2 separate regions of the Homo sapiens genome follow, and region 1 is linked to region 2. A link is a loop called in an ENCODE intact Hi-C map of the cell type or tissue named here. Cell type or tissue: K562. All regions are shown on one strand. Links, peaks and the distances in the headings refer to the core of each region. The heading gives the core; the rest is flanking DNA. Region 1 overlaps BTBD16 (BTB domain containing 16). Region 2 holds the start of DMBT1 (deleted in malignant brain tumors 1).

Region 1 (15,500 bases), core at 4,736-12,735, 290 kb after region 2:
GGTCTCCAGAGGTGCCCCACACCCTTGGCACAAAAGCCAAGGCCCCACTAGCAGCCCCAATTCCCACATGGCCTGCAACCCCTGCCCACCGCTCTGCCCATCATGCCCCCACCTAGCCCCTCACCGGCATGCTCCTCGGGATGGTGTGGGGCTTCCGCCCTCCCTTCCTCATCGGGGGTCTTCTCACATGTCCCTCCCCCCGAGAGGGCTTTCCTGACCCCAAATGTAAGGTAGCACCCCACTCCCCTGCTAACTGATTTTATTCTTCTTCAGAGACTAATTTGACCACGACCTTCTATTTACTACTCTGTGTCCCTGTTGTGCTTTTCCCCCAAGCAGCTCAGCTGAGGTGGTTCACTTGCCGCTCCACCCACTGGGCCCATCCCAGGCTCACACACACTGGTGCTAGTAAATATCAGCTGAATGAACGCAGCACATGGATTCCATCACCAGGGAGCTCAAGGTTCCAGATAATGAAAAATGATGTGAGCCAGAGCCAAAAAGCCCATCATCCTGTGCAACTATAAAGAAAGAGAGAGCAAAGGATCCTTTCCCCTCCATCTCCCCTCGCTGTCATCCGTCACCTGGCTCTGTGCTGGCTCTCACTGAGTAAATACTCACTGAGAACCTACTAAGCACCAGGCTTGTTCCACTCTGGGTCACATTCTTCTCCAGTATGACTACACGGCCTCCCATCTGCTCACGCCAGCCTGCCATCCACCCCGTGGCAGGGAGTAAATGGGAGGATGCATGTGAGTGCCTGGCACACAGTAGGCATGCAGGAGGTGGCAGTTAATATTACAATGTGTCACAATATTTGTCATGCTTTCCCAGCATTTTGGGCTTGTCTGTCCCCTCAGATGGTAAGCTCCTAGCACAATGCCTGGCATAAGCTAAGCATTCCACATAGGAAGGAAGGAAGAAAAGAAGGAAGAGAGGGAGGGAGGGAGGGAATCAGTTATGTCAGAGTAAGTGAAAGATAGGAATTCAGTATTCCCTCCAGGTTGAGTAAAACCCCAAAATTGGATAAGATATCAATAATTTGTTCATACTCTTCCCCAAAGTTCTCCAAAGCCAAGGTGGTTAGTTTGTTTTTAGTAAGTGGGCCACTTCCTCCTTGGATTCCACGCTAGAGAATAAACACGTCCTCTCCAGGACAGCTGCTCCTCCAGTCTCCATGGAAGGAAATCAAGCAGCTGGAGAGCCTGTGCATCTCTGCAGAGTCCAGCAATCCAGGGTCTGGCCAGAAGTTCCAGGATAGCAACACAGATGATATTGAGAACATGAAAGTGATAACCGTGAGACAGGTATGCAAACCACCATTGTGAGATATTTTCGCTTTTAAAGGCACATGAAGGACTGTGACTGTTCCTATTGAAAGACGTGAATCCCATGGCTTGATCGGTCCATGGAACTTGCGAGGAGACCCTGGAGTTGTGACAGTCCAGGGCACTGGGATTTCATCTCTGCACCTTCCCTCTTGTCTCTCAGCCAGGCGTAGCCTCTAGCAGGGAGGCTTGGATCAGAGTGGCTGTCTTAGCAGGGCTAAATGTTTTCATTTTAGGGACCCATTCTAGACATGTTAAAGACCGTAACGTTAATGACTCCATTTCCACTTCCAAATTCTCCTGCTTTTCCATGAACTCACTGTCTGGCTCACCAGAGCCTTTCACTGATGGCCTGATGAATGTTTTGACTTGGGTACAGGGGAGATGGAAGAGCCCAGTCTGGCCCTTGAAGACACTGGGACAAAGGCTTCAGAAGAGCACAGAGGCTCATGAGCCAGCACCAAGCTTGTTGCAGTTCTGCAGGAGCCCAGCTGGCTCTCACTGCCTGCACAGCGGGGAAGGGCTGAGTCAGATTCCCGCAGGCAGTGGGGCTCTCCCTCCAGGCTCAGGCTCAGGGAGGGGGAGTGACTGGGGGCTCCGGCTGCCTGTCTGGCTCTAGAATAACAGGGCTTTGCTGTCATGTCTTGGAAATAGAAAGTCCGTCATGACTGGTATGCTGGCTGGCTTTGGGGGCCTCGAATTTTCCGTGGCACCTGCTTATGAGTCAGCCCGAGGGGATGCCAACCTGTAGCCCAAAGCAGCAGCTGGCAGTGCAGATGGAGACGACTTAGAGACCAGGTGAGAGGAGGCTGGGGTGGTCAGGACTGGAAAAGGAGACAAAGAAAGAAGTGGCCTACATTCTTTCTGGAATAAGGTGGAAGAGAGACGAGAAGAGAAGAGGAAAGAAAAGCAAAGACAACAACAAAATAGATGCACACATGTGGGCCTCAAACCAGCATACTTAGGGCCAAACAAGCCACAGATATCAGAATTCCACCTTCCTTCCAGAAAGCTCTTCAGAAAATTCCACATAGCCTATTTTTTCTTTTCAAAGAAGTAGGTAGAGTCTCTATGTCTGGGCTGGCCAGACAAGACTCGGGTTATTACAAAGATAATAACTGGCATGTACTGAGAGCTTGCTGTGTGCCAGGCCTTGTTCTAGAACCTCACACCTAGTACCTCCTCTACTCTTCAAAGCCGCATCCTAAGAACTATTATCCCCATTTTACACTTGAGGAAACTGAGGCTGTCATGGGATGAGATAACACTGTGGAGCCTTACTCTTGACTGCTAGAGTGACCGTGGTCTCAAAACAGATAACCATGTTCCAAGCTGGGACCGTCAAGCTAGAGGGCACTGGGGCTCCAGCACTGGGTGCCAGGGAGGAAGTACCTCGCAGAAGCTCCTCCAGCTCCCTCAGGGGGTGTGTGGTGCCCTGCGCCAGGGCTTTCAGGTAGAGCTTGGCCAAGGTCTCAGACTGAAAAAGCTGGGGCTGATGGAGCTCCCATTTGAAGCCCAGGCACTCGAGAATCACATCTGAGGACAGAAAATGATGCTGAGCAAACACATCAGTAACGTCCCCACCCAAAGATGCATCAGCTTCCTCTCCCCCAGCTCCTTTGCTCGGTGGATCATTAAGCACATGAAGCAGGCAAGCAGCCTCCCCAGGCATCTCAGAAAGGAAGCAGTGAAGTGTGGGCCTCGGGGGCTTAGTGGCTTTGAGGGGGACACCAAACCAGTCTTACAGGGTCACCCAGGACATGTCACGTGTCCAGGACAGCTGTCGGCTAACAGCTGTAGGACTTCAGAGGCACTTGTGCTGCCCTCCAATGTGGGGAATGAGGAAAAGCTTCATGGAACGAGGACATTGTCTGGGGCACTCTTGGGGGGCCTCATTCTGGCTTCCCCTATGACAGTGTTTCTCAGCCCCGGCACTGTAAACATTTTGGGCCAGATACGTGCCTGTTGGGGTGCTGTCCCGTGCACTGTGGATCCCCAGTAGCAGCCCTGGCATCTACCTACTACATGCCAGTAGCACTCCCTCCCCAGCGGTGACAACCAAAAATCTTTCCAGACATTGCCAAGTGTCCGCAATGAAGCCAAATCACCCCCCAGTTCCCTGTTGAGAACTACTGGGCTATGAATACAAAGCATGACCCATCTGAAAGGCAATAGCAGGCCCACCAACGAGGGTAGGATTCTCATGACCCTCTTTGACAATATAAAGAAGGCTCTTTGCAAACTGTAGAAGACTTTCTTCAGGGGCATCTAACCTGAGGATAAAATCAGTGATCACTAAAAGAAGAGGCTTTTTGATAGAGGAGGGCAGATGGCGAAACCAAGGATGCCAGGCCAGGTGAGGCTCAAGAGGCCATGGGGAGAGGACTCTGCATGGCTCAGCTCCTGTGTTGTTAGTACAGAGCTGGGGGGAGGAGAGGTGCCTAGAACCCTCAATCTGAGTGCCAGACAGGACCTGAAGGGTCACTAGCCCCATCTACGTATTTCTTGATTTTGCCATTAGTTTCACGGTGTGACCTTGGGTACCTGATTCTTCTTCCTGCTATTATTATTGTTATTCACCCATGTTATGATATTGTTTAGTGCTGGGGTTCCGGGGGGTTTGCATCTCAAATATTACATTGCCTTAGGTGGTCTGGTTATGCTGAGTTAGAAAAAGTCTCAGCCCATCAGGGTGATTATAGGCAGGAGCGGAATTGTGGATACAGCATATTCACTCACTGGATGTCAATTTCCACTTTCAGGATGGCCAATGCATGGCAGCCATCACTAATCAATCCAGAGCTCTTTCTCTCATGCCAGGAGATGGTCTCAGACTACTTCTCCTGTTCAGAGTTGAAGGAGAGAAAAGAATTTATTAGCCTTTCTTTGGAAAGGAGTCTGGCTCTGATCTCAGGCAGTCACACCATGCAGTAGGCTTTATCCAAAAAAAAAAAAAAAAAAAAAAAATCCACTTTAAGAAGCTGCCTCCTCATGAGGCTCAATGAACCTTTTTCTAGCAAAAAAGGACCTATCCTGATTCTTGATCCTGCCTCAGAAAAGTCCTCTTGAACAAGTGCAGCTGTGAACGTCCAAGTCATGACTGGTTAGAGCCCAAAGAGACAAAGAACAGCTGCTTTATGCTTGCTGCACTCTGTTTAGTCTTTCAATACAAAGACTACTTTTTTTTTTTTTGAGATGGAGTCTTGCTCTGTCACCCAGGCTGGAGTGCAGTGGTGCAGTCTTGGCTCACTGCAACCTCCTCCTCCTGGGTTCAAGTGATTCTCCTGCGTCAGCCTCCTGAGTAGCTGGGATTACATGTGCATGCCACTACAACTAGCTAGTTTTTGTATTTTTAGTAGAGACGGGGTTTCACCATGTTGGCGAGGCTGGTCTTGAACTCCTGACCTCAAGTGATTCACTCGCCTGGGCCTTCCTGCTGGGATTACAGGTGTGGGCTATTTATTGACATCAACACATTTGTCTTTATCATGGCGAGGAGCATATGAAAATGTGTTTACCAAGCTTGACTTCACTCACTGCACATTTGACAAATATTTACCGGGCACCTATTATTTCTTAGACGCTGGGAAGTGGATGAGAATTGCAACTTATACACTAGCGCCCTGGTTTATGGACTGGTCTCCTTCCATAAAGACCACAAGATGCCCCTGAAATCAGCAACATTCTGGCTTAATCCATGGATAACACAAACTCACCTGCTTCCCCACTTTGGATGTCCTTGTTCTTGAAATTCTCAAAGAAAAACTTCTGGATTTGTGAAATGCATAACCTCAAGGGAAAATGCAAATATAAAATCCAGGAGTTAATACTGACATTTTTCTCCAACTACAACATGCATTATTCTAGCATAAATGTCCTTAAAGCACCCATTGATCAAGCTAATCATATCTCGCCCTTTGGAAGAGTTTCCTCAGGTCACCATTTGCCGATCTGAAAAACTGTAGGCTTTCTGATAGCTGGCTCATAATGTGATTGCTGTGTTCAGTTTGTGGGTAGGCCTTACCGAGGAGATATTTCAGGCCATAATTGGCTGCCTGAATGACACCTTATTCAGTGTCTAAAACATTATCTAGCATATAGTAGACACTCAGTAAATATCTGCTGGGAGAAAAGAATAGAGGGTTCTGCTCATTTCTGGGATGTGAACTCACCAACATTTTTCTTTAGAGGTCATACAGGTCCCATTCTCAGTGTGTCCAAAAACTAAACCTAGCATCTACCCCAAATCCTACCCTGCTCACTCGGATTCTCATTTCAGGAAATGGCACCACCAGCCTGCAGTTGCCCAAGCCAGCATGCTGAGTGTTGTTACATCTCATCACTTGCCTAGATCTTTCGAATTTGTCCATCTCTCTTTGCTGTTCTTGCTATAGCCTTCGTCTAAGCCCCTGTGATCTCCCTCCAGTCACTGCCAAAGTCTCCCAGCCTCCGGCCCTGCTCTGCTCGGAGGCCTGCCTCCCACAAAATGCAAATTTGGTCTTGTCTCTCTCCTGCTGAGAATCCTCCAGTGTTTCCCCATTGCTCTTGGGGGAAAGCCCAAACTCCTTAGCACGGCTAACCAGCTCCTGCATATTTCTGCAGCCTGGTCCCTCAACGGTCCCCACTCCAGCCCTTCTCAGCAGCCTGCACCTGGACCTGCCAACTGCTGCTTTCATCTCTTGCATGCACTGCTCCCTCTCCCAAATGCTCTCCTCCTCGCCTTTCCCCTTGCTAAGCTCCTACTCATTCTTCAGAATAAACTTCATTGCCGCTTTCTCTGGGGATGCTGGGCCAGTGGCTTTACCCCTGCCCGTCCTGGGATTTTCCCCTTAAAACTCCTTCTGGAGTGTCTTGTGGCTGCCTGTTTACTTGTGTATCCTCTGCAAGACAGATACGGCATGTGTTTACTGCTATGACCCTGGCACAAGCCATCATGCAGGTGCTCAGCAATATTCATTAATGAATCCATGACCACATAGATAAACACCATGGACTCATCGTGTTAAGCCAGGAAGTGAAACAAAATTTGAGTCACATATTCGCAGCTTAAAGACAGTCATCCCAGAAAGCCAGCCAGCCAAGAGACATTTGTGACCACAGCTGCTCTGTGTCATGCAGTGTCAACTTCACCACGCTGTCTCCAACAATCCCAGGAGACCCCATGGGTCAGGGTGCATGCAGGAAGCATGGGTGGGAGCCCGTGTCCAGAATATTGCCAACTACGTGCTGCCCTTTCCAAGGGGGGAGGATGGCTGCCAATGACTCAGCCTAAGGCAGGCAGTGGGAGCTGGACTTGCTTATTCAACAGGAGCAGTGGAGATCTGACCCAAGCCACCCTCGCTTCCTCCCTCGATCCCCCTCGTGGCTTGGGTGACACGTCTGGAAAGAGCTGGCCAGAGTCAAGAGTTCAGACCGTGATCCCAAAATGGAGCCACAGACTTTGGAAAATATGGCGCAAGGTCCATGAACTCAACTACTCTCACAAACATCAGTGTCATCGGCTGAGCCAAGGGATGCCGGGAAACAGAGGTGAGCACACTGCCTTCTCCTGGGTGTGAGGGCTGCTTGTCAAGATATACCATTCGTCATGTAGGCTCTGCTGTTCCCAAGGGCTGTGGTTCATTTTAGGATCACTGGAAAAGTGAACGGAACACATGGCATCTGTGAGTTGTCTCACTGTTTGGGACTCAGTGGTCCCATTGCAATGCTTGGTGCGGGGATGCTGGGAACGTGCTGTTAGGCTGGAGCTCACGCCCCCAAGTCATGACCATGATGGAGAAAGGCAGAAGGGGAAGAAGAGGAAGTAAGTTTCTCATGGACATACGGACTTCCTGGAGCAAACTATCCAAAGGGCAAAATGCCAATTTGATTAACTAGGAAGAGTTACATAGACCTGGGGCTGGACCCCAGTCCTTCCATTTTCTGCTTCTTGGTCCCAGAGGAAGGGAGGAGTGAAAGAGTGAATGTTTGGAATAACTTGCAAGGACATGCCTTCAGTTAGCATTCTCTCTTTCATTGTCTCTGTGAAAGGTATCAACATAAAAATGGAGTTATGATGTGTTAAATACCCTGATGGAGCCTGGCATGGTATCATGCTCCTATAGTCCCAGCTACATGCAAGGGTGAGGGAGGAGGACCGCTTTAGCCCAGGAGTTTGAGGCTGCAGTGAGCTGTGATCATGCCTGTGAATAGCCATTGCCTTCTAGCCTGGGCAACTGCGCGAGACCTCATCTCTAAATCTCTTTAAAAAAACAAAACAAAAAAATCCACCCAACAAATAGAGGTGGGGAAGGCCAGGAAGGGAGAGTTCTCACACATGAATGCCTGATAATAAGAACTATCACAAAAGACTCTGCAAAACCTACAGCCACACACAAAGGCCATCACAACCTCACACACAAAAAAAGTACTGCGAGGACATCTGCCTTGCAACTCAAACTGGTGTCGCCCTTGTTATGGATCCTTGTAGCCAGGGATAATTATCTCAGAGCAATGATGTAATCCTCCTCACTTTTCCTTTAAAAACCTTTGTCTTGCCAGGCACGGTGGCTCATGCCTGTAATCCCAATACTTTGGGAGGCTGAGGCAGGAGCATCACTTGAGCCCGGGAGTTTGAGACCAGCCTGGGCAACATAGAGAGACCCCATCTCTACAAAACATTAAATAAAAAATTCAGCATGTGGTGGCCATGTCTGTGGTCCCAGCTACTTGGGAGGCTGAAGCGGGAGGATCAATTGAGTCTGGGAGGCTGAGGCTGCAGTGAGCTGTGATTGCACTACTACACTCCAGCCTGGACAACAAAGCAAGACTTGTTTCAAAACAAAACAAAAAAACCTTTGTTTTCCTTTACATCCCTGAATATACACGTAGTTTACAGTGGCACTGGTATTGCATTGCAATGCCTGTTCCAGAATAAACATCAGCCTCTTTTAGAGAGTCTTCCTCTCCTCTCTGTTTGTTATTTAGGTTAACGTGGGTCATTGTTCTCTAGTCCCACTATCCCAGAACTACTCTCTGGTTAAAAATAAATAAAATAAAATAATATAATATAATACAATATAATATAATATAATATAATATAAAAATATAGGGGTCCCTTCTTCCCATTCTTACCTCTTAAGCATGACCTCCTCCCACCCTTGAATGGACTTGGCATTGCGGGCAGAAAGGGAGAAAACCACTAGGCAGCCTCACCAGCTGGGGACAAGGAGGGCTCTGGGTCTTTCCTAGGGCCACAACCCCCTGAGCCTTCGTGGGGGTGCCCCCTCCCCAGTCTGGCCTGAGACACACCTCCCGTGCTGGATCTCTGGGTTTCCATGACAGCACGCATCCATACACGCCTGTGGACCCCAGGGACATGCTTGACACATGTGCATTGAGCGTATATGTGCCAGACACTTTTCTAAGCTCCTTACATGAATCATGTCATATAATTCTCACACAACCCTGTAAGACAGTATCCGTGATTTGCACATAAACTAAGGCACAAAAAGATTAGAGTACTCGCAAGGAAGTTAACATTTCCTCCTCTCAGCCTCCTCTCCCACACTCGGTGCCCCAGAGCCTGCAAAAGGACCAAGGTAAGACGATCAGCAGCCTGAAGATCAGCACCTCTGAGTGGCTGACCAGGAACTCCCTGCGTCATGAAAACCCAGACACGGCAGAAGGAAGTGTTGGCCAGCTGGGCACAATTACATACCCGAAATAGACGAGAAGCTGGGAGCCTGTTCCCTCAGCTTTCCATCATGAATGACCCTTTCCGTAACTCAAGAAATAGACTGGTCCAGCTCCTGTCCAAGCAGACAGCACCCCCAGGTGGGAAAAGCAGCAATGACACCATCCATGACATGAACACAGCTTGCCAGGTGGGGCAGAAACAGCCATGTAGTGCTTTGGGGGATATAACGTATGTTGCATGGGGCATTCCAGGCCCTTACTGACAGTGGAGTTTGCCACCTGAGAGTTGCCTGATGCCTGAAGGTTCACAAGAATTACCAGGAATAAGCCCTTCATGTTATACACACCCTTTATTCTTTCTAAGAAGTTACTCACAATCACATGGAACAAATTCCTATTGTGAACACAAAGAAAAGATGTGTGTGTGTGTGTGTGTGTGTGTGTGTGTGTGTTTCTCTTTCTCTGTCTCTTTTTTATTTTTAGAGACAAATCTCCCTCTGTCTCCCAGGCTGGAGTGAAACGGCACAATCATAGGTCACTGCATGCAGCCTCAATCTCCTTGGCTCAAGTGATCCTCCCACCTCAGTCTCCCAAGCAGCTGGTACTACAGGTTCAAGCCAGCATACCTGGCTAATTTTAAAATTTTTTGTAAAGACAGGGTCTCACCATGTTGCCCCATGCTGGTCTCAAATTCCTAGCCTCAAGCAATCCTCCCACCTAGACCTCCCAAAGCACTAGGATGACAAGTATGAGCCACCATGCCCAGACAAGTTTGTGTTTATTACAGAACATCAGTTTCTCCCATACTCAGTAGACTGCACCAGTGACTTCAATTCTTCATCCCTCCCTCTGTCCAAACCTTTTGCCTCCATACTGCAAAGTTTCTCTCCATAAGGAGACGGAGTGTGTTTTCTGTCCCTTGACTGGGAGTTTGGCCACGTGACTTGCCTCAGTTCATGGGGCCTAGTGAATGTGAAATGGTGGAAGATTTGAAAGACACATGAGCTCCTGGGCTTACCCTCATGCCCTCTGCTGTCACCATGATAAGCATGTGCCCAGGCTAGCCCACTATCTCAGGAGGAGGACAAGAGGCTCATGGAACAGAGCCCAAGTGCCCTGGCAGAACCAATCCTGAATCAGCTGAGCACCAGATGCGTGGCAGTAGACATACCCAGAACACCTGAGAGTATCTGCTGCCTCTGGACATGCAGCTTCCCAATATCACAAAGGAGAGGGCCAGATGTGTAAAAGCTTCTCCCCAGAAGACCGGCTCCTCTGCCCCTGTTGTGCTGGAGGAAGGTGTTGTCCTGGAGGAAGGAACTGGGGAAGGTGCAAGGAGGCAGAGTGAAATAAAGGGGGTGTTGACTGGCAGAGCACAGAGCTGAGACACCCCAAGATGAAATCACCGGGATTAATTACTAAAATGCTGCCCAGGCAATAAAGAAAATAGTTCTGTTTACTAAGCATCTACTATTTGCCAGAAACAGTGCAAAGCATTTTCAATATATGGCTTCATTTAATCCTCAAGATGACTCTTCATCTTGAAGAAGGTGCTCTATAACCATTTGAAAGATGAGGAAACTGAGGCCCAAAGAGGGTTAGCCACTGACTAAAGGTCACAGAATTAGTAAGTGAAGAAGTGGAGATTCCAGCCCCATTGATAGACTGCTTTTAACAGTCCAAATGCCCAGCACCAAATGCCATTTCAACACCCCACCCCTCAGGCCACTGCCTCCAGTTTAGCTCAGTGACTCACAGAGATTTAGTTCTTGCTGCCCAGACCCTCTCATCAGCTTTTGGGATCATTTTGCCTCTGTTCCTAGGCCTAGCTCCAGCACCTGCATCCCTGGCCGAGCCCTGGCACTAAGGAACTCGGCAACGGAAAAGTGTTGGCCAGTGGCTCTAGAGAGGGAAGATTTGGCTACTCGCTGAAGAAAGATTGAGCAGGCAGTTCTTCTGTGCCAGGTGCTGTCCCAGGAGTACAGTCCATGCTCACTTTGATTTGGCTGTGAGCTCACAAGACTGATGCTGCCAGCCTAAGGATGGTAACGGCATCAAGCCAGGTCCATGGCACCAGGGAAATGAGGTGTACCTTCTGCAATAGGGTTGCTACAAATTACATGTTTGTTTCCTCCAAACCTCGTGTAGAAATTTGATCCCCAATGTTGGAGGTGGGGCCTAATGGGAGGCATTTTGGTCATAAGGGCAGATCCCTCATGAATAGATTAATACCATCCCTCAGGGGTGGGTTCTTACTCTCTTAGTTCCCACAAGAGCCGGTTGTCAACAAGAGCCTGGGACCTCCCCTCTCTCCTCTCTCTTGCTTCCTCGCTTGCCATGTGATCTCTGCACACTCGGCTCCTCTTTGCCTTCCACCATGAGTACAAGCAGACTGAGGCCCTCACCAGAAGCTGAGCAGATGCTGGCGCCATGCTTCTTGTACAGCCTGCAGAACCTTGAGCCAAATAAACCTTTTTTCTTTATAAATTTCTGATCCTTAGGTATTTCCTTATAGCAACACAAACAGACTAAGGCAAGGGTCCAGCTCTGTGTTTCCAGGAGAGGCAAGAGAGAACTCATCACATGGAGAAGTGGGTCTAGCCTACTGCTCGGAATGCCATGAGATTGAGAGAGGATCAATTCATTGGGTGAAAATGGACATTTACAAGCTGTCTAAACACTGAGCCAGGACTAACTAAGTTTTGTTTGTCAAAAAATCAGTTGGTCCCTGGATAATAAACTCAGAATCCTGTTTGGGTTCAAAGTTCCCACTGGGAAGAAAAATTGTAAAAAAAAAAAAAAAAAAATTCAATCTTTCTCTGCACTTTTGTAACCACCCACATTCTCAGAGGTAGTAGTCACTTATGACCCTGTCCATGCCTGAGAGCTGGCTCCAGAGGGAGCCTTCCTTGCAGATGTGCCCTTGACAGCCACTGCAGCCAATCAGAGTGGCCCGGTCATCAGGCACCTCCCCTCCCAGGAATAATGGGCCATTCCCTCCCACAAACCTTTGAGTCTCCATACCTGTCTGGGTTCCTCAAAGCTTCCTCAAAGTCTATGCTCAGAGCCTTGCACATCTGGGAAAGTGAGAGCAGGTCCCCAGAGAAAGGCTGTTTGGGCAAACGCCACCGGTTGGTTGAGCCAGTGACCCGGCGTTCCAGCCGAGCTTTGTGCTGCTTGGTAATCAAAGAAAGAGAAGACATCTTTTTTTCTAACTTCACATAAATGCCAGATTTTCCAAATTGTATAGCAAGAAGGAAATCAAGACAAATTTTACAGTGCTGGTTAATTTTTGAACATGGCTAATATTTCTCACAAGACAACTCAAGGCAAAGACACTGTATTCCATAGACCAAGGATCTCAAGCTACAAAGTAATTTGGAATTTAGGATCTAGGACAAGAGGTGTCAGAGGGTAAGAGGTCAAGGAGAAAGACTGTTTTTTGCAGGTAGCTCTCTGAAGAATCCACAGGCAGGGATAGTATTAGGCTTTAAGTACTGTCCTTTGAGTACGTATCCTAACTTGTCATACAAAGAGATATTAAACTGTGGAGATCTTGGGCAAGGAATTTTTTTAATGGTGGTAAAATATACAAAACATAAAATTGTATCTATTTTACAGTGTACAATTTGGTGGCATTTAGAACATTTACAACGTTATGCAACCAATACCACTACCTAATTCCAGAACATTTTCATTATCCCCAAAAGAAATTCCATACCCATTAAATTGTCACTCCCTGTTCCCATGTCCCCAGCCCGGGACAACCACTAACCTGCTTTCTCAGATTAGCCCCTATGTTCTGACTTTATGTTTTCACCTGTTCTGGGTATTGCATACAAGTGGAATCACACAATATGTGGCCTTTTGTGGATGGCATCTTTCACATAACATAATGTTTTCAAGGTTCATCCATGTATTGGTACTTCATTCTTTTAAGGCTGAATAATATTCCACTGTGTAAATATTCCACATTTTGCTTATTCCTTCATCAGTTGATGGACACTTGGGTTTTTTATACCTTTTGGCTATTGTGAAGAGTGCTGTGAATATTCATGGGCAAGTTTTTTTTTGAACACCTGTCTTTTTATTCTTTTGGTTATATGCCCAGGAGCAGAACTGCTCAGTCTTAGACATTTTCTTGAGGCTCCAGGGGAAATTCAGCAATTTACATAAAAAAGAAGGACGATACCCAGCATGGATGTAAACCTTAGACTGAAGGCTCAAAGCAACCTAGCAAGGAAAAAAGCACGAGGAGGGACCCACAGGAATGGATGTCATTGATCCCAAGCCACCCAGGGCACCAATGGAGAGGTGACGAGACCATGGGCCACGGACTAGAGCATATGAGTTCAAATTTTACTTTCTAGTTGTGTGACCTTGAGCAAGTTACTTAACATTCTGAGGCTCTCAGTTCTCATGTGTAAAATGGAAATAATGGGTGGTGGTGGTGACGGTAATGGTTATCGTGACAACGACAGTGAGGATGGCGATGGTGGGGATTGTGGGGATATCATCTTGTTTCCAATGCTGTAAAAAGTATAAAGTAGGATAAAGTTTGGGAAATATGCCTTAGTATAGTGCCTAGAAGATGGTGGGTGATTAAAAACTGTGGAATCTGAGTCTAGATGTAGTCCGGCTGTCACGTAAAACGTCAAAGTAAAACATCGTCAGCTCAGACCACAAGCCTGCTCTCTGCCCTCTGGACGGTGCTGCCTGGACGCGCTCTTTCCAGCCGAGTCAGCCAATAATGCTTGAGGTCCTCGGTGGTGCAGAACCCAGCCCCTTGTGGAAATTTGTCAAAATGACCATAAGCAAATGCTTCTTCTCATCACCTACCTTCTTGAGAAACTGATCTACTCACCGTGTTCGACATTATCATGAATGAAAGTGGAAATTACGCAGGAGAGAAAAGACAAGCAACCTAGAAGACAAAAGAGGTAAAGGTGACATTTTCCATACTTTTCAAAATATTATGGAGGAGATTGGCCTAAAGAATCTATACTTTGCCACAGGAACAATAATGAATAAGCCTCGAATGTGGGTTATTTATCAATCAAGAGAATATCTTGTTGTTGCTGGGGTTTTTTGTTTGGTTTTGTTTTTTGTTTTTTTTGTAAGCAGGTGAATAGAGAGATCTCTGCTATTGTTCTGGGAAAGTGGCTCAGATAAAGCAAAACAGAAGATAATCCTTTGCCAAAGTGAGGAAGACCAAAAGATAGCTATAAGTAGGCTGATCACATAATTGATCATTCAGACGAGGAGACTAAAGGGATGATATTAATAATTAGGCCTGGACAATGGCTGTAGGCCAGGGCTGCCCTGGAGCTCTGTAGACTGATGGTCACCCTAGCTTACAGGGTCATGAAAGAGGAAGAGTGCAAGGACTTTCCAGTTATCTCTGAACATTATCAGGGCTGTTGGGTTACAAGCAACAGAAACCCATTTGATTATGGGGTTGCGGGGAGGTTAAGATTGATTGGAAGGATGGTGATGAGAGGAGGGTCTCATAGACTCAAAAGGAAACTGGAGAACTCTCCGGGAAAGAACAGGAAGCAGCTGCAGGGACCTGGGTGGCACGCACCAGGAGTTGGTGGCTGTTGTTGTCAGGCGCTGCCTCCAGCATGAGTCGGCTCTCCCACAGTCCATCTATGCAGGGTTCTTTTCAATCCAGATTCTCAGCAAGAGGCCCCAACTGGCCTGGCTTAGCTCAGGGGCCCACTCTTTGGCCCCTGAGGGCAGACACCTTGACTAATTCTCCCAACAAGAACGTGCACTGGGGACTGGGTAGTTCCCCAGAGCAACATCAGAGAAGAGGAGAAGTGGGTGAGCTGGTGAAACCAGCAGAAGCCACGGCACTTGATGACCAAGAACCTCAGCTGACCTCCCTTTGCTCCCCAAACAGCACTTCACCTGCATCACAGCCATGGCTATGTTCATCCATTCACCAACAAGCATCTCCTGTGCAGTCGCCATATGGAGAGAGGCGTTAGCCGTTTCTGAGAGACAGCAGTGAGCAAAATGCACACGATCCTTGCCTCATAGAATTTCCATTCCACTTGGGCAGACAGGTTTTTCTTTGCCTTTTAATTGCCTTAATTGGACTTTTTAATTGCAAAAGTATTAATAATATATGCTTGTTGTAACTAGTGAACCAATACAATGACAGGAAAGAAAAATTTAACATAGCTGCATAATATCACTTTTTCTTTTTTTGAGACAGGGTCTTGCTCTGTTGCCCAGGCTGGAGTGCAGTGGTGTGATAAAGGCTCACTGCAGCCTCAATCTTCTGGGCTCAAGTGATCCTCCCACTTCAGCCTCCCCAGTAGCTGGGACTACAGGTGTCCGCTACCACACCTGGCTAATTTTTTAATTTTTCTAGAGCCAGGGTTGCCCAGACTGATCTATATTGCCCAGACTGGTCTTGAACTCCTGATATCAAGCAATCCTCCTGCCTTGGCCTCCCAAAGTGCCAGGATTATGGGCATGAGACAC
Region 2 (14,960 bases), core at 302-8,301:
CATTGTAGCCTGGGTTCAGTCAGCCCAAACACTGAATGCCAGAGTTGCTAGAAGTATGGCTTCTGCATCTCTTCTGGATCAGAGATGAACCTAGGGGTGCAGTGGGGTAATGAGCCCACAGGGTTCCCCCATAATAGACCTTACCTTCTGCTACAGTTGGATCCAAGGGCACCTCCGAGGGAATCAGTGAAGCTGCGAGGTGGAAAAGGAAGAGCTCATTGATGGTAGCCCTTGCTTGGGGAGGGCTGGTCCCTGGCTTCCTCAGCTCTCAAGCAAGAACTGGAAGCCAGGGCCTAAGGGCACCCTCCATTGCTAAAAGCCAACTATGTGCCAATCGCTCCATCACTGAAATGGCCCCAGGCTGGGCTAGGATGCCACACCAGCATCCTTTGCTCCTGTTACCCTCCCCACACCTCCTCTGCTGCCACGACCTGTATTCAAAAAATCACCAAGTCCACTCATAGCCCCATCCTAGTCACAAGATCCAATGTCAATGACAACTGGCTGTATCTATAGCTAAAACACACCCTCAAATGACAAACATTCACCATCACTGATATACTCCTGATAAGATGGTTCAACTAGAAAGAAAGGTGGTTTCGAAAGAATACCAACCTTTTCAGAATGCCGAAATAAATCACTCACAAAGTGGCTGCATGGAGGACCATGTCCCCTTGGGGAGTCCAGTCCCACTTGCTGGTTGGATTATCAAGGGTACATCCCATGCATGGTGGCATGGGCTCAGTCCAGTCCATACGGCAAATGCCAGAGTTGCTCTAGAAGTGAACATTCTAACCACAAACTCCTCTTTGGGGAACACGCCATGGGACAGTGTCCTTGAAGGTTTCTTTGGGAACTAAAGGACCCCTTGGTGTCCACACACTTCCTGGCACTACGCAAACAAAGGAAATCAACACTGGGATTTGCTGGGTTGGGTCCAGGAGAAGTTCTCTTTTCCATTGAGGATATTAAGTAGCTTTTATTTGTCATTTAATTCCAAATAAAGAGAATGCTTTGGTTCACTCCTCAATTTGATGTTGGTATACATTTATGTTTTAAGGACCAGCAGTTCCTCCATCCTCGTCAGCTTTTAAAGGAGGAGAAACTGCCACTTAGGAAGATATATATTTGGTATCCCAGGCCGGGGGTGGTCGTGATGCTGCTCATCAAAACCACTCCATGAGGTGATTGCATCAGCAGGCTCTGGGGGGTGAGACTGAAGCCTGCCTCCACTATATCCAGCTTTAGAAGGACTGGCCGATGATCCCTTGACCTTCATTGTCTATGAAAAGGGCCAGTACCACCTGCCCTCCAATATCAATTAAGACATGACTTACTGCAAAGCAGGTAAGCTGTAGAGCACACACATATGTACGCACACATACTTATGTGTGGTAATATTGACTCAGAGTTGCAGATACACAGAGCAAGGTGATATCCACACTACCTGAGCACATGACACCAGCATCTTCCCTGTGGCCACATTCGTGGTTGTACCATCCGCTGTGGGGACAGCTTGACAGGTAGGACTCCCTTCCCAAGCAATGCAAGTCACCCAAGGGAATGTTACCCAAGCCCTGACCAAAGTGGGCCCCGCCCAGGGCTGACATGGAATAGCCACAGCCGAGCTGCCTGCAGACAACATCTGCATCCTGGGCGTCCCAGCTGTCATCACACATAGTGCCCCATTAGCCTTGGTACAGGACCTCCACCCGGCCCTGACACCGGTCACCTCCATTCACCAGCCTCAGAGGCAGACCTGCAGTGACACAGCCAGAAGCTTTTATCTTGGTGCTCTCGGCCCCCTTGACTTGCATCCCTACCCTCCTCACTCCTCCTTCTTCCTCTCACCACCCTGCTTATTTACAATCTTTCTCCCAGCAGGATCTTAAGTATCCTTGTTCTTCCATGTTCTCTCTTTGCCCTCTTCTCATTCTGTATTTTCCCCCTGGAGAACCTCATGTACTCTGAGAACTTTCCAGAAGACCCCCAAATCCACCTCTCTGGTTCTGACTCAGCCCTGACAGCCCAGCCCTGAGCTCTAGACCAGCATTTTCAGTGGCCTCCTGGCCATCCTACCCCCCACATCATCCCAAACTCAACACAGCCTCTTCCCTCCGTTTGAATTAAGGATGTCATCATGCTCCATATTAACCATGCTGGGAATAAGGGCATCATATTCGACTCCTCCTTCTCCTCACATCCTACATCTAACATCACCAAGGTCATTCCTTCCGTGTCGTTCCCACTGCCATTTCACTGGGATAAGCCTTCATCCCCTTGAACCTGGCCTCCTCCCAGCTGAATCCTCAGTGTCTGCTCTTCCTTTCTCTAGTCCATCCACATTCATTGATTCAATCAGCATCGATGGAGTGCTTACTCTGCACCCATTTCTATACTAAGAGGATTCACTGGTCTCCAGGTGGTTTTCAAGTTTTATCTTTAGAAAGTACAAATATATTCAATTCAATTCCTTGCTCAAAATGCTTCAGTACACTCTCCAGTCCCATCAGGATCAAGTCCAAGAGCAAGCCTCGACCTACTTTTCCAGCCTCCTCTCCTGGGAGGGGCTAATTGAGCCTGCTTCCCACCATGGAGCTGGCCATGCTGGGAAGTCAATAAGCACCATGTTCCTGCCCGACGTGATGCCACTAGACCACCCACTGGGGTAAGCTGTATTGATGGTGTGAGGAAAATAGGTACAGGTCCTGAGGGGTGCAGCCCACCGTCCTGACAGTAGGAGCCAGATCCTGGGTGTGGCTTTTCAATGGTGAGTTTGAGATTATGAGAAACTTGTGGTCACAGAGTGAGAGGCTGGAATGGGATGCAAAGGGAGGGGGCAGGTTGCTTTTCCTCCCAGAGGGAGGAAAGGCCAGCTGGACCATCTTCAGGGTATCCCCAAAGTACATTCTGGACTTCCCATGCTCTGTCCTTCCCCAGTCTCAGGGACATAATCCATGGAGATGCCTGTTCAGACCTGAGGCCTTATTCGGAAGGGCCCCTCTTACGAGCAAAACACCCTACCTTCTATGCCATCTGCAACTCTTCTGGATCAGAGATGAACCTAGAGGTGCAGCAGGGCAATGCGCCCCCTCCTGGTCACCCTGTGAATGGTCCCTCCAGGAGAGTGCTCGGTCTCCCTGCCTCAGCCTCTCCCTTGCTCTGTGTTGGTCAGAAATCTGCCTTTCCCAGGCCATTTCTGGATCTCTCAAGTCATGTCCTGGAAGGGGAGGGACTGACCTCAACAAGGCCAAGGGCCCAGGAGCAGAGTCATCCTAAGTGAACACATGGAAGGCCCTGAAAAATTAAACTTGGGCACAAAGTTCTCTGCACATTCTCACTGGAGAGGCAGGGACATTTAGCCAAAGTCAAAGACCAGGGCAGGGGTAAGAGGAGGCACCCATCCTAGCCTCAAATCTCTGCCCTGCTACTCACCAGACACATGATCTTAGACATAGAAATATTGACAAATTAGCTAACTGTGCCCTGGTTTTCCCATCTGCAAAATGGGTATAATCGTATTACTTACCTCAAAGTGTTCTTGGAAAGATTTCATGATAATAGCACTCACTATGTGCATTAGTTGAGCACTTATTAGGTGCCAGGTGGTATTTTAAGTATTTTTTAAAAATATATCAATTCATTTCATACATGAAAATCATTTTATGCAGGGTATATAACAAGTGCTTGGTAGATGTTAGTTATCTTCAAGATACCTGTCATTATTAGTGAAAAGAAAAGGTAGGCCGGGCGCAGTGGCTCATGCCTGTAACCCCAGCACTTTGGGAGGCCGAGGTGGGTGGATCACGAGGTCAAGAGATCAAGACCATCCTGGCCAACATGGTGAAACCCCATCTCTACTAAAAATACAAAAATTAGCTGGGCGTGGTGGTGCGCACCTGTAGTCCCAGCTACTCTGGAGGCTGAGACAGGAGAATTGCTTGAACCCAGGAGGCGGAGGTTGCAGTGAGCTGAGATTGCACCACTGCACTCCAGTCTGGTGACAGAGCAAGACTCCATCTCAAAAAGAAAAAAGAAAAAGAAAAAAAAAGAAAAGGTACTGACCTTTATTTTCAACTATCTCTCCTCACACCAAACTGAAACTAACCTCATCTGATAAATGACTGAGAGTCAGAGAGCAAGAGGAAGGAGAATGACAGCTGGGATTGGCCGAGTGTGCACTTGAGACATGCCCCAGGTCTTGGCACGCACGTCTCCTGTCCCCCCGGCATTCCTGCATTCGACAAGGCAGGCGTTTGCTCTGTGACCTCAGCTGTGCTCAGCCTCAACTAGCCAACAGTAGCAGAGGAGAACTGGCCAACCCCACCAGGGAAGAGGAGTGAAGAAAAGGTCTTACCGTAGTCTGTAGTCCTTGGGATCCACCCACCTGGAAAGAACACAAATTCGTCTTAGAAACACTGTTTAGAAATGATTTCCTACAAGTCACAGAAATTGGCTTTAGCTTCACCGTACAATCACACCAGAGGGCGCTGTGGCTCAATCTTGGGTTTGTGTGTCCCCGACGTTCTTGCTAAATGAATTCTGCAATAGCGGATTAAAGCAAGTGGATTGGATATGAGGAGCTCAATCATTTTAGATGTAATGAAGCATATGTCTCTTTACTAGGCCCCTAACACTACAGCTTATGGTGACAGGATGTAATCTATGCTTGGAAAGAAGGGCTGGACAAGAGAAGACAGCTTAAGCTCGTTGTCCAGTCTGAAATTTGAGTATAGCTGGCATTGACAACAGCCACTCAGATGACCCCTAAAGAAGAAAATATGTTAATGTCAGATATTCTGTTCCTTCTGACTCATAACCTGAAAACATTTTATTCCATCTTGAAGCAAATGGAAATCTAGAGATCCCTGGATCTTTATATTCAGTGAGGCCAGACAAGGTCCATCGGACTCAACTGTAGCTTTTGAGTTTCTTTTTGAGCAGTTCTAACTATACTCGTGAGTGTTGATATTTAACAACTTTTATATATTTTAGAGGTCTTTCAAAGATCAGAGAGAGTATTTATTCATTTAAAAAAAAGGATAAAACTCATCCTATCTTGTAATCACCATATGGATCCATTAGATCCTTTTATAAATCCAAGATTCATTATTGGCTTCTGATTTTATTTTTCCTATGTCTTGAAGCATTTCACTATTTCATCATCCAAGAAAGTATTGCATCATTATTCATCAATTATTAAATAGTAAGAAAATGATAGAATGGTGAAGTTGCCTAGAAGGAAGATGAACTAGTGAAATAAGTCATAATTCTTCCATGCCCAAAGTATTGTATTATCTTTCAAGAAGATTTTTTTTAAGATTGGAGACACTTTCTTCATAGTCTGTTTTTAGCTTTCATTGAATGCAGTTAAAAATTCAAATTTTTTCATTTTCTACTTGTGATGGCAAAGAGAAGAAAACTGACAAGGGAAGATGTTTCTGCAATAATTAGATGAACCAGAAGAGGAATATAGAGACAAGATATAGCACTCCAGATACTAATAATGGTAGAATTGATTGTACAACAGAAATCTCAGACTATGAGTCTTCAGATGATGATATCCTAGATGAATTTCTCAAATTCAAGAATCCAGGGTCAATGATACAATTCTAAGGACAAAAATAAAATACAGTACTCTTACACACTTCGATAGGGATTTCATCACATGATATTTTGCAACAAGAACTTCAACCATCTTATTTTGCTAAAAAAAAAAAATACATGTGATGGTATTCTTTTGTCTTTTATGATGTTTATATACCAAAATGTATGTGATACAAAAAGGTCTGCTATGTTTAAATTCTTATTAACAATTCCAGCATACTTTCTTTCATTATTCCTTTTCTTTTTACTTCCTGGTAAAAGGAGGATTAAGGCATTTGACAAAATTATCAGATTATTATTTTATTTTTAGAGATAGAGTCTTGCTCTATTGCCCAGGCTAGATTCAAATTCCTGGGTTCAAGCGAGCCTCCTGCCTCCAGCCCTAGAGTAGCTGGAACTACAGGCATGTGTCACCATGCCCGGCTCTTCAGATTCTTTGTAAATGTGGGTCCTGAGAGCAGTGACAGTCACAGTTCAGAGATTTGAATTTCTCTAATGGAACCAACAGGCCAGTGACAGGACTTGCCGTATGTCAGAGAACATCTTCACCTGCCTCAACAGCCTGAATATGAGCTCCATGATGGGCTCCCCCAGCTGCCCTGCTTCATATTGATGGCTTAGGAAGGGGGCCACTGAAACCATGTGGCTATGCATCCCTGAAAATGAAGAAGAAACTCGCAATAGAAACCACAACATTCTTTCAACAGAGATAGCAAACTAGGGAACTCTGTACCAGAACATCCCCACCTCTTTTCTGACATGCCATCCCTGCTCCCACACTCAAGAACGAGCTGATAGATGTGCCTAAGAGAGCCTTCCATTCAAAACTCGGCCATTTAAACACAGTCTACCTGACACCATGCAATTCCCACTGCCAGGTCCCAGGTATCCTGCCTAATCCCATGGCAGTCGAACTCATCCAGCCAGAGCCTTGACAAGGCTCATCCACAGCATGGAACACCACATTGAAGTTGTTCCTGGTTCTGCTGTGTCCACACATTTTGAATAGACCCTTCTGCACATACTGAGACCAATCTGTAGTCTTCCAAGAATCAACCACATAGCTGTAGGTTACTCCAGCTGCCATTGTGGGAATGGTGGTAAATTGCCTGAAGGGAGAAGAATCACTTCTGGAAAATGATTTATTAATTTTTTTTTTTGAGACAGAGTCTCACTCTGTCACCCAGGCTGGAGTGCAGTGGCACAATCTCGGCTCACGGCAACCTCTGCCTCCTGAGTTCAAGTGATTCTCATGCTAACAAACACTGGTACCTTCCTACTAAGTTTACTCCAGGCTTTATCTGGATTTCACCAGTTTTTCATTTTCTGTTGCAGGATCCAATCCAAGAGCTCACATTACTTTTAGGAAGCTGCTTTTGGATAAAACATGAGGAAAATGTCTAGAGTAGTAACACTAAATGGTTCTGAGGCTCTGTCTATGTGCCAGATACTGCATGGGTTGGAACATAACCTCCATTTATAAATGAGTAAACTGAGGGTCACAGAGGATCCACAGCAGGCAAGTGGCAGAGGAGGGGCATTGCTGGGGCTAGCAGTGGGTACCACAGCCTTTCCTGCCCAGCACAAACCTGGGCATACTGAGTTTTTCTCAAGAGTTTGCATGAAGACCAGAGCTGACAGGTGCCTGCCACCTCGGTACTTCCAGCGCAAAGCTCTGTGGTCAGGCTCCAAGCACTGAGTTAGATGCCACAGTTCAGTTCATCACCTCAGTTCCCTGCAAGGAGCAGCAAGGGCCAGTGGGCCAGAGCTGTCATCTGAATGCTAGTGAATTTGATCCAGATTCAAGCCCTAACCCAGCCACTCACCAGTGCTGTCTTTGGACAAGCCAATAACCTTTCTGAGCCTCAGTTTCCCCATCTGAAATGTGGAAATAATTGTTCCTAACTTCAGCAATGTTAGAAGATTTAAATAAGAGAATACAGGTCCACTTCAGAGAGCATGAATTCCCACCTCTGAATGGCAAACACAGGCATGCATGCACATGTGTGCATGTCTGTCCATATGCATGCACATAACATCATGGGCAAACTACAAATGTCCTCAATCCAAGAGCACTGCTGCCTGTTGTTTCTTTGTAGATAAAGACGAGGCAATTCACTCCCTGTCTACAGTGGCTGATGTGAATTCCATGTCATGGTTCAGAGACAATCTGGAGGGTGAACTCGGTACTGACAAGAGCTGGGGCTGAGGACGCAGCCTCCCAGTTTCAGATGCTTCTGATGGAGGCAGGATGAGGATGCCCAGTCTCCACTCCCCTGAGGTCCTGGGCCTGGTGGCCCCCAGTCCCTCCACACACTCATCACAGGGGGTGGGCCTGCTCCCTACCACCTGGGTGGGAGGGCTGGGTTTGGGGGTGCTGCTTTCATGAAAGCAACCAACCAGATGAACCTTAATCTTCAAAGCTTCCCCCACTGAGCCTAGGGGGAGAGTGACAGTTCCAGAAGTTACCTGAAAATTAGGTGATTTTTACCCTGTATCCTGAAATTCATAAATCTAGCAAAAGATGACATAAAAGAAAAAAAAGGCAGTAGGAAAGATAAAAGAGAAGAAGGAAGAAAGAAATGAATAAAGAGAGGGAGAGAAAGAAAAAGGGATGGAAGGAAGGTAGAAAGAAGATAGAAACAAAGGGAGAGAGAGAGAGAGAAATAGGGAGGAAAAGTGATAAGAGCTGCCCAATAGATGATGAGAAAGAGTGAGAGAGAAAAAGAGAGGGGGAGGGAAGGTGATAATAGCTGCCTGACAGATGAAGAGAAACAGATAGAGAGAGAGAGGAAAGGTGATAATAGTTGCCCAATAGTTGAAGAGAAAGAGAGACAGAGACAGAGAGAAAGGTGATAATAGCTGCCCAATAAAGAGAAAGAGAGATGGAGAGAGAAACAGAGAAGGAGGAGGAGGGAGGGAGGAAAGGTAATAACTGCCTGATAGATGAGAAAGACAGGAAGATACAGTGAGGGGGGCAGGGAGAGAAAGGCAGAGGCAGAAACAGAGGGAGGAGGAGGAAGAAAAGGTGATATCTGCCCAAAAGATGGGAAAAAGAGAAAGATACAGAGAGAGAGAGAAACACAGACAGACAGACAGAAACAGAGGGAGAGAGAGGGGAGAGAAAAGATGATAATAACTACACAATAGATAAGAGAGAAAGAGAGAGAGAGAGAGGCAGAGAGACAGGAAGAGAGAGACAAAATAGGCAAACTGAGAATCACTTGTTCCTCTAGTATCTCTGCAAAATGCCATTGAGATGCAGCAATCAGAGTGCGCTACCGACGGCTCTCTCACGTTTATCATCTGACTCTCTAAGAACATACAGCTATGCTTGAGTGACTGGGCTTCAAGTGTTTGTTTAAAGCTGTGCATGACAGAGAAACTTGGAATTCCAAGACAAACTTGGAATCTTAATGATCTTGTCTGCGCTCAATTACTTGACCTGATTTTGCTCGGCAAATATTAGCCATCAAGCCAGACACACCTGTAGAAAGAAGCCACATAAAGGGCATTTGCAGTGGGAATCCTTTCTGCCCGTTTTCATAGCACACAAATTGTGTGTTTAACCAATTGTTGCAAAGTTTAAGGGCCTCTTAATAATACACATCCACCTTTCCTAAACTTCAGGGATTTTTCTAAGACAAATCAATCATTCCTTTAGTTGAATGACTTACTGAAAACATTGACTTAATGACTGGCTTTTTCTAACTACAACCATTTATATTTCTCAGCCAGAAATAAAACAAAAAAGAGCCATTCCTCCTGAATACCTGCAAACAATTACAATTATCAGCAAAGTGCTACCCACTCTTTGATATAAAACTTCCCTTGTAATGGAAAGTAGTAGATATAATTTGCCATGATTGGGTCTGCAGGAGAGAAATTAATGAATATAATAATTAAACGTAATACCTGTAGATAGAACTTGTCCCCATAAAAGACACATTTCAAGGATGACTGTGGAGATCCCCATTTTGCTGGGTTCTTCTCAATTGAATAGAAAATCCTGGACATTTATAGGTACCTAGCTAAAAGGAGGTGTGTCCTCTAGGGTGGTATATTTCTACTGCTGCTATAAATCAATATAAAGGAAGTGAGGGCTTTTGCTAACAGTCGATGGCTAATATGTGGAAAAAACTTAGGTGTGTTTGATTGATTGCCATATGAACAATCTGGCTGTTGCCCAACTGCAAACGCACTGACATAAGTGAAAAATTTCCAACTTCCCTCTCGGTGAACCTCAAGGACTCCCAAGTGTTTCCTGAATACGGGCTTGATTTTAATCTTGGGGAGTTCAAATTCACCTGTGGGAAGTCTGCCCCAAGGTTTGGGGAAGAACAGGATGTGGGCTGCTGAGCAAATACAGGACACAGTGCCAAGGGGGAAAGCATCTCTGGGATGGTTTTTCCTGGCAGGACATGCTCTCATCAGCCCCTGTGCAGTACTAGTAACCTCACCTTGGAAGAACGAGGATGACATGAGTGTGGATGTGATCAGAGAGCAGAAGTCATGAGGGATGATTCCACGGAGACCATGGGTCCATAATAGCTTTGGCCACAGTCTTCTGGGTCTCACACTAATTCCACAACAGGAGCTGAGAAACACATGACCTCAAACTGAACCACCTCCAACCATTTCACATGGCTTTGATTTCTTGTCCTTGACATGCACATTGTATGACCCTTGGAGCTTGGCAAACCCACAAAACCTGCCCCCACCTCCACCTATATTGCACACAATCCCCCTCCTTGGATTTGCTATGTAAATATCACTTCACTCTTTGGGACCCTCAGAAGTCATTACCAGACTCTGATAATGCCCCCCAACACACTCTACCAAGAAGGTTGCCTGACACTTATTTTTTAACCAAGACACTTGATGGCCAGTAACTCTTGGTTAAAAGCAGACAGCTTTCCAGGACTTGCCTCTGTTTTCCTAGCCTGGGTGAGCTGTGCCCTGCTTCTCAGCTGAGAGGCTGAGGCCATGAAATGACACTTGGCTTCTTTGCCATGCACTGTTCATCAGTAGTCTATGCTGCATTCTAGAAGGGTACCATGAACCCATGTCCTGTGTCAGCCACCAGTCAGAATTTAGGGCTGGAAGTCTGCCTTTGGCTTCATCCAGATGAAAGTTACATTTAATCTTGGATGTCCTTTTTAATCCTACAACTCTTCCTGTTGTTTCCAGGTGCCTCTTCACCCCTTGAGTAGAACAGGAACACAGAATAGGCTCACTGTGTTTCATCCTCCTACTGCCAGATCAGCAACTGATAAGCACTGGGTGACGAGAGAACAGGTTTACTCACCTACCAGGGAATGCCCAAGACCAGGCACATGCTGGATTCCTCTTAGAAGTGGATTGTGATCCCTTGGTTCCTGGAGTGTTGGACTGAGAATGATAATGCAGCTGGGTCTGGGATCATCAGAGTGTCATGACAGATTAGAATTGTCTGCCGGGAGCACAGCAGGGAAAGATGATGGTAAGAATACTAAATACCTGTGAACAGGAAGGGGTAATAAGTGTCCTTCCAAGACAAAAGCAGACTGTCTGGTCTTAGAGACAGACCTGCCTGGTGACAATTTCAACAGGGGGTAGCAAGTATTAGTACAAGCTGCTATGAGAAGGTAAAGAAAAGCATCTAAATCAGATGAGGGAGGCCATCTCTCAGAGAGGGTGGCACCAAACAGTCTTGAAATACCAGCAGAGGTCAGCCCAGCAAATGAGAGCGAGAAGATGGGATGACGAACAGGAGCGACTCTCCCGGCTGTACAGGAATGGGGGCAGGGAGCCTTCCCCTCCAGGAAAGCATGATGTCCCAGGTATCTCTCAGCTTGGCGGGGACACCCTTCTTGAGAATGTGTGGGATTTTCTGAACTGCGTAACCTCCCCGTTTTTGTTGTTTTGACTGCATCTTTTGCCCATGGTGGTTAGCAGAAAAGATCCTGAGAAAATAAGGTTTGTGAGCTTTTTGTTCAGGAGACACCAGGAAGAAGGAAGTGGTGAAGCCTAGCTGTCATTTCAAAGCCAGCCCAGGTAGGCATCCCAGGTGGGAAATGGGTGACGTCAGTGGAACAGGAAGGATGTGGCGGTCCTGGGCATGCGGGCAGAAGACAATGGGCTTGAGGGCCACCTGCCAACACCGTGTGGGACCTCAGCCTTCACCGTCAGGTGCCTCATCTTGTCCCAAGGCCATTTTGTGGCTCATAAGACACCATTTAGGGAGGTCTTTCCTTGGACTAAGAGAAGGGTTCAGGGGGACAACCTCCTCCAGCAGCAGCCCCTGCCAGAGGACCCTCATCTTCCCCTTCCTACTGGTTAGAAGCATCTGCTTAAACAGCAGGGGTTGGAAGACCACAACCACAAAGTTCCATTTTATTCACCCCAGAACTGCCATGAAGAACAACAGGAAGCAAGATAAGCCCATTAAAGCTCAGAGACTCGGCGCCCGGGCCCCATTTGCAAAGCACCTTCCCCAGGCAATTAAGCCAGCGGCACCCCCACAGCACACTCCAGGAGGTGGGACCAAGCCCCTAAATCCCAGCACCAGAGGACTGGTCATTATGGGGAAGAGCCCCCTGGATCATATGTGGCCATTTATTTATTTATTTACTTATTTATTTTAAGACGGAGTCTTGTTCTGTCGCCCAGGCTGGAGTGCAGTGGTGCAATCTCGGCTCACTACAACCTCCGCCTCCCAAGTTCAAGCGATTCTCCTGCCTCAGCCTCCCGAGTAGCTGGAACTACAGGCGTGCATCACCACACCCAGCTAACTTTTGTATTTTTAGTAGAGACAGGGTTTCACCATGTTGGCCAGGATGGTGTCGATCTCTTGACCTTGCGATCTGCCTGCCTCGGCCTCTCAAAGTTCTGAGATTACAGGCATGAGTCACCGCGCCCGGCCATGTATGGCTTTTTTTTTTAAAGCTACAGAATCCTTTCCTAAATTGGAATTCATGGGGAAGCCCCAAAACATAAAACAGGCCAGTGGAATGCTCCCGAGTGTGGTGAGGGAGTCCCCTTCCAGGCCCCTCCCCTAGGGCCACCTGCCGTCAGAGCTGAGGATTACCTGTGGGAAGCCAAGACCTCCCTTCATAAGACAGGGCACTGAGAGGCCCAGCAGGGCCCCTGGGGCTGCCAGGCACACATCCCTGCCACGAAGCTGAGCTGGGGTCCCAGGCAGACTTCCCAAAACAGCCCGTTGTTCTCCTTCTTCTAAAGATTCTTTCTACCCACAGACCAGTGCCCTGGGAAGCCAGAGGAAGACGGAGATCAGGGAGGCAGCCCAGGGCCCCTCCCACCTCCCACCTCTGAGGGGTCTCTGATTTCTGAACCAGGAGCCCTGTGACCTGACAGACAGACGAGGGGGACAGAAGGACGGGGAGCCTGGTGGGAAGGGTCGGGGCTGTAGCACTTTCCGGCTGCTGCTGTTTGCCTTCCAGTCCCTGAATCCTGTAATCTGTGTGACCAGGGCTCCCCTTCAGGTGTCAGTCTGACCCCAAACTCTAATTTTACCCTCATTGAGTAGCACACCATAATTGCTGGTCATCGTTACCGTTGTAACAATCTTTTGACATTGTATGTCTGATATTTATAATGTCGCTCATTTTTGTTGCTCAGAGAGCCGGTCTTCCCAATCGGGTTATAAGGGGACCCCTTCCTACCCTCCTTCACTCACTCCCCCCACCCCCCACTGCCCCACACCTCCTTGCTGGGCTTTGAGGATCAAGCTGAGACCCGTTGTCTCCTGCTGCCCCTCTGTGATCCCAGTGCCCCAGCAGAGCAGGTGCTCAGCAGGCAATGGCTTTGAAGGTGGGGATTGTGAGTGGCTCACCCATGCTGTCCAGGGGTCCCCAGAAAGAAGTCTTGTGGTTAAACGGGGGCTGGTGACGAGCCAGTTCTCCTCCACCACTCAGCCTCCAGCTGGGGACGATGAGGTCCAGAGAAGGGAAATGACACACAGAGCTGAGACCATGTCCAGGACAGCACTCACGGCAGCTGCTGCCCCCCATCTGAAGGACAGATGAGCTCCACGTTCATCAGGATGCCATCCAACCGCGGAATCTTCCAGCAACAAACACAGCCCTCTAGGGACCCCTGACACACAGAAATCCCATTGCATGCCTCCCATCTTGCTCAGAGTAAGGCTCAAAGCCCTCCCATGGTTTATAAGGCCCTGCACAAGATACCCCTGCCTCTCTCTCCCCCTTGCCCCCTGTAACCATCATCCAGCCCCAGGGCCTTTGCACTTGCTGCTCCCTGTGCCTGAAGACTTTTTCCCCAAATGTCTGGAGACTCACTCCTTCCCCTCCTCCAGAGATTTTCTCACATAGCACCGCCTCCATGCAGCCTTACCGACTGCCCCTCCCCAGCACTCCCTAACACTCCCATCCTCTCCCCACGGCACTCCTCACCATCTGGCCACCTTCTATTTCACTTCTTTATTCTTTTGCCTGTCTGCTCTGACTAAAATGCAAGCTATACAAGGTGGGATTTTTGTCTGTTTTATCCATTGCTGTATACTCAGAACCTAGAACAATGCTTCACACATAGTAGTAGACGCTCAAGAAATATCTGCATTCAGGCCAGGCACGGTGGCTCATGCCTGTAATCCCAGCACTTTGGGAGGCCAAGGTGGGTGGATCACTTGAGTTTGTGACCAGCCTGGCCAACATGGCGAACCCTGTCTCTACTAAAAATACTAAAAAATTAGCTGGGAATGTGGCACATGCCTGTAGTCCCAGCTACTCAGGAGGCTGAGGCAGAAGAATCACTTGAACCCAGGAGGCAAGGGTTGCAGTGAGCTGAGATCATGGCACTGCACTCCAGCCTAGACAACAGAGCAAGACTCCATCTCGAAAAAAATTGTATATATAGATATATATATATATGCAGATAGATAGATAGATAGATAGATAGATAGATAGATAGATAGATAGGTCTGCAGATTGATTGACTGGATGAGCATGGGCAGATCTGGAAGAGGAGGACCAGGCCCCTTTGCACAGATGGTTCAAGTGAGTTCTGTGTTTGCCGAAGGATAATGCTGTTCATTCATCTGCTCATTCAGCAAATACACGCTGATGCCTCCAATGTGCCAGACACTGCTCTAGGGAGTGCTCTAGAGGGTGGGGCTGCAGCCTAATGCCAGATGGACATGCTCCCTGTCCTCACAGGGAGGCAAAACAGACAACAGACAAGAAATCAATCAGCAGGGAGAAGGGTTTCAGATTGTGGTAAGAATTATGGAGGAAATGAACAAGGCAATGGCATAGAGAATAGCTGTGGTAGGGAGGACGACTTTGGATAGGGCATCACATTTACCTACTAACTGCCCCTGGTATGAGAAATCT

Evidence for each region. Peaks named below come from ENCODE experiments on the same cell type or tissue, not always from the same donor. Only the 100,000 strongest peaks of a DNase experiment are listed, where the experiment ranks them.
Region 1: a loop joins it to region 2, with 8 times the contacts of the local background. A loop is called at or near these places in 14 of 110 quality-filtered maps.

The regions. Positions count from the first base shown.
Region 1 is chr10:122,273,469-122,288,968 of GRCh38, reverse strand. It overlaps BTBD16 (BTB domain containing 16), which reads right to left. Exons shown (of 16, transcript NM_144587.5): 2 at 13,870-13,929; 3 at 12,030-12,178; 4 at 5,045-5,118; 5 at 2,721-2,864. The coding sequence starts at 13,887. Among named protein-coding and RNA genes, the nearest start is that of BTBD16, 9.9 kb to the right of the region's middle. In K562, for the core only: a CTCF peak has its summit at 9,143 (motif pointing left); DNase peaks (open chromatin) are centred at 9,148 and 11,928.
Region 2 is chr10:122,555,394-122,570,353 of GRCh38, reverse strand. DMBT1 (deleted in malignant brain tumors 1) reads right to left here and starts at 9,600. Exons shown (of 56, transcript NM_001377530.1): 1 at 9,523-9,600; 2 at 4,358-4,387; 3 at 145-192. The coding sequence starts at 9,583. In K562, for the core only: CTCF peaks have their summits at 3,095 (motif pointing left) and 4,485 (motif pointing right); DNase peaks (open chromatin) are centred at 3,113 and 4,493.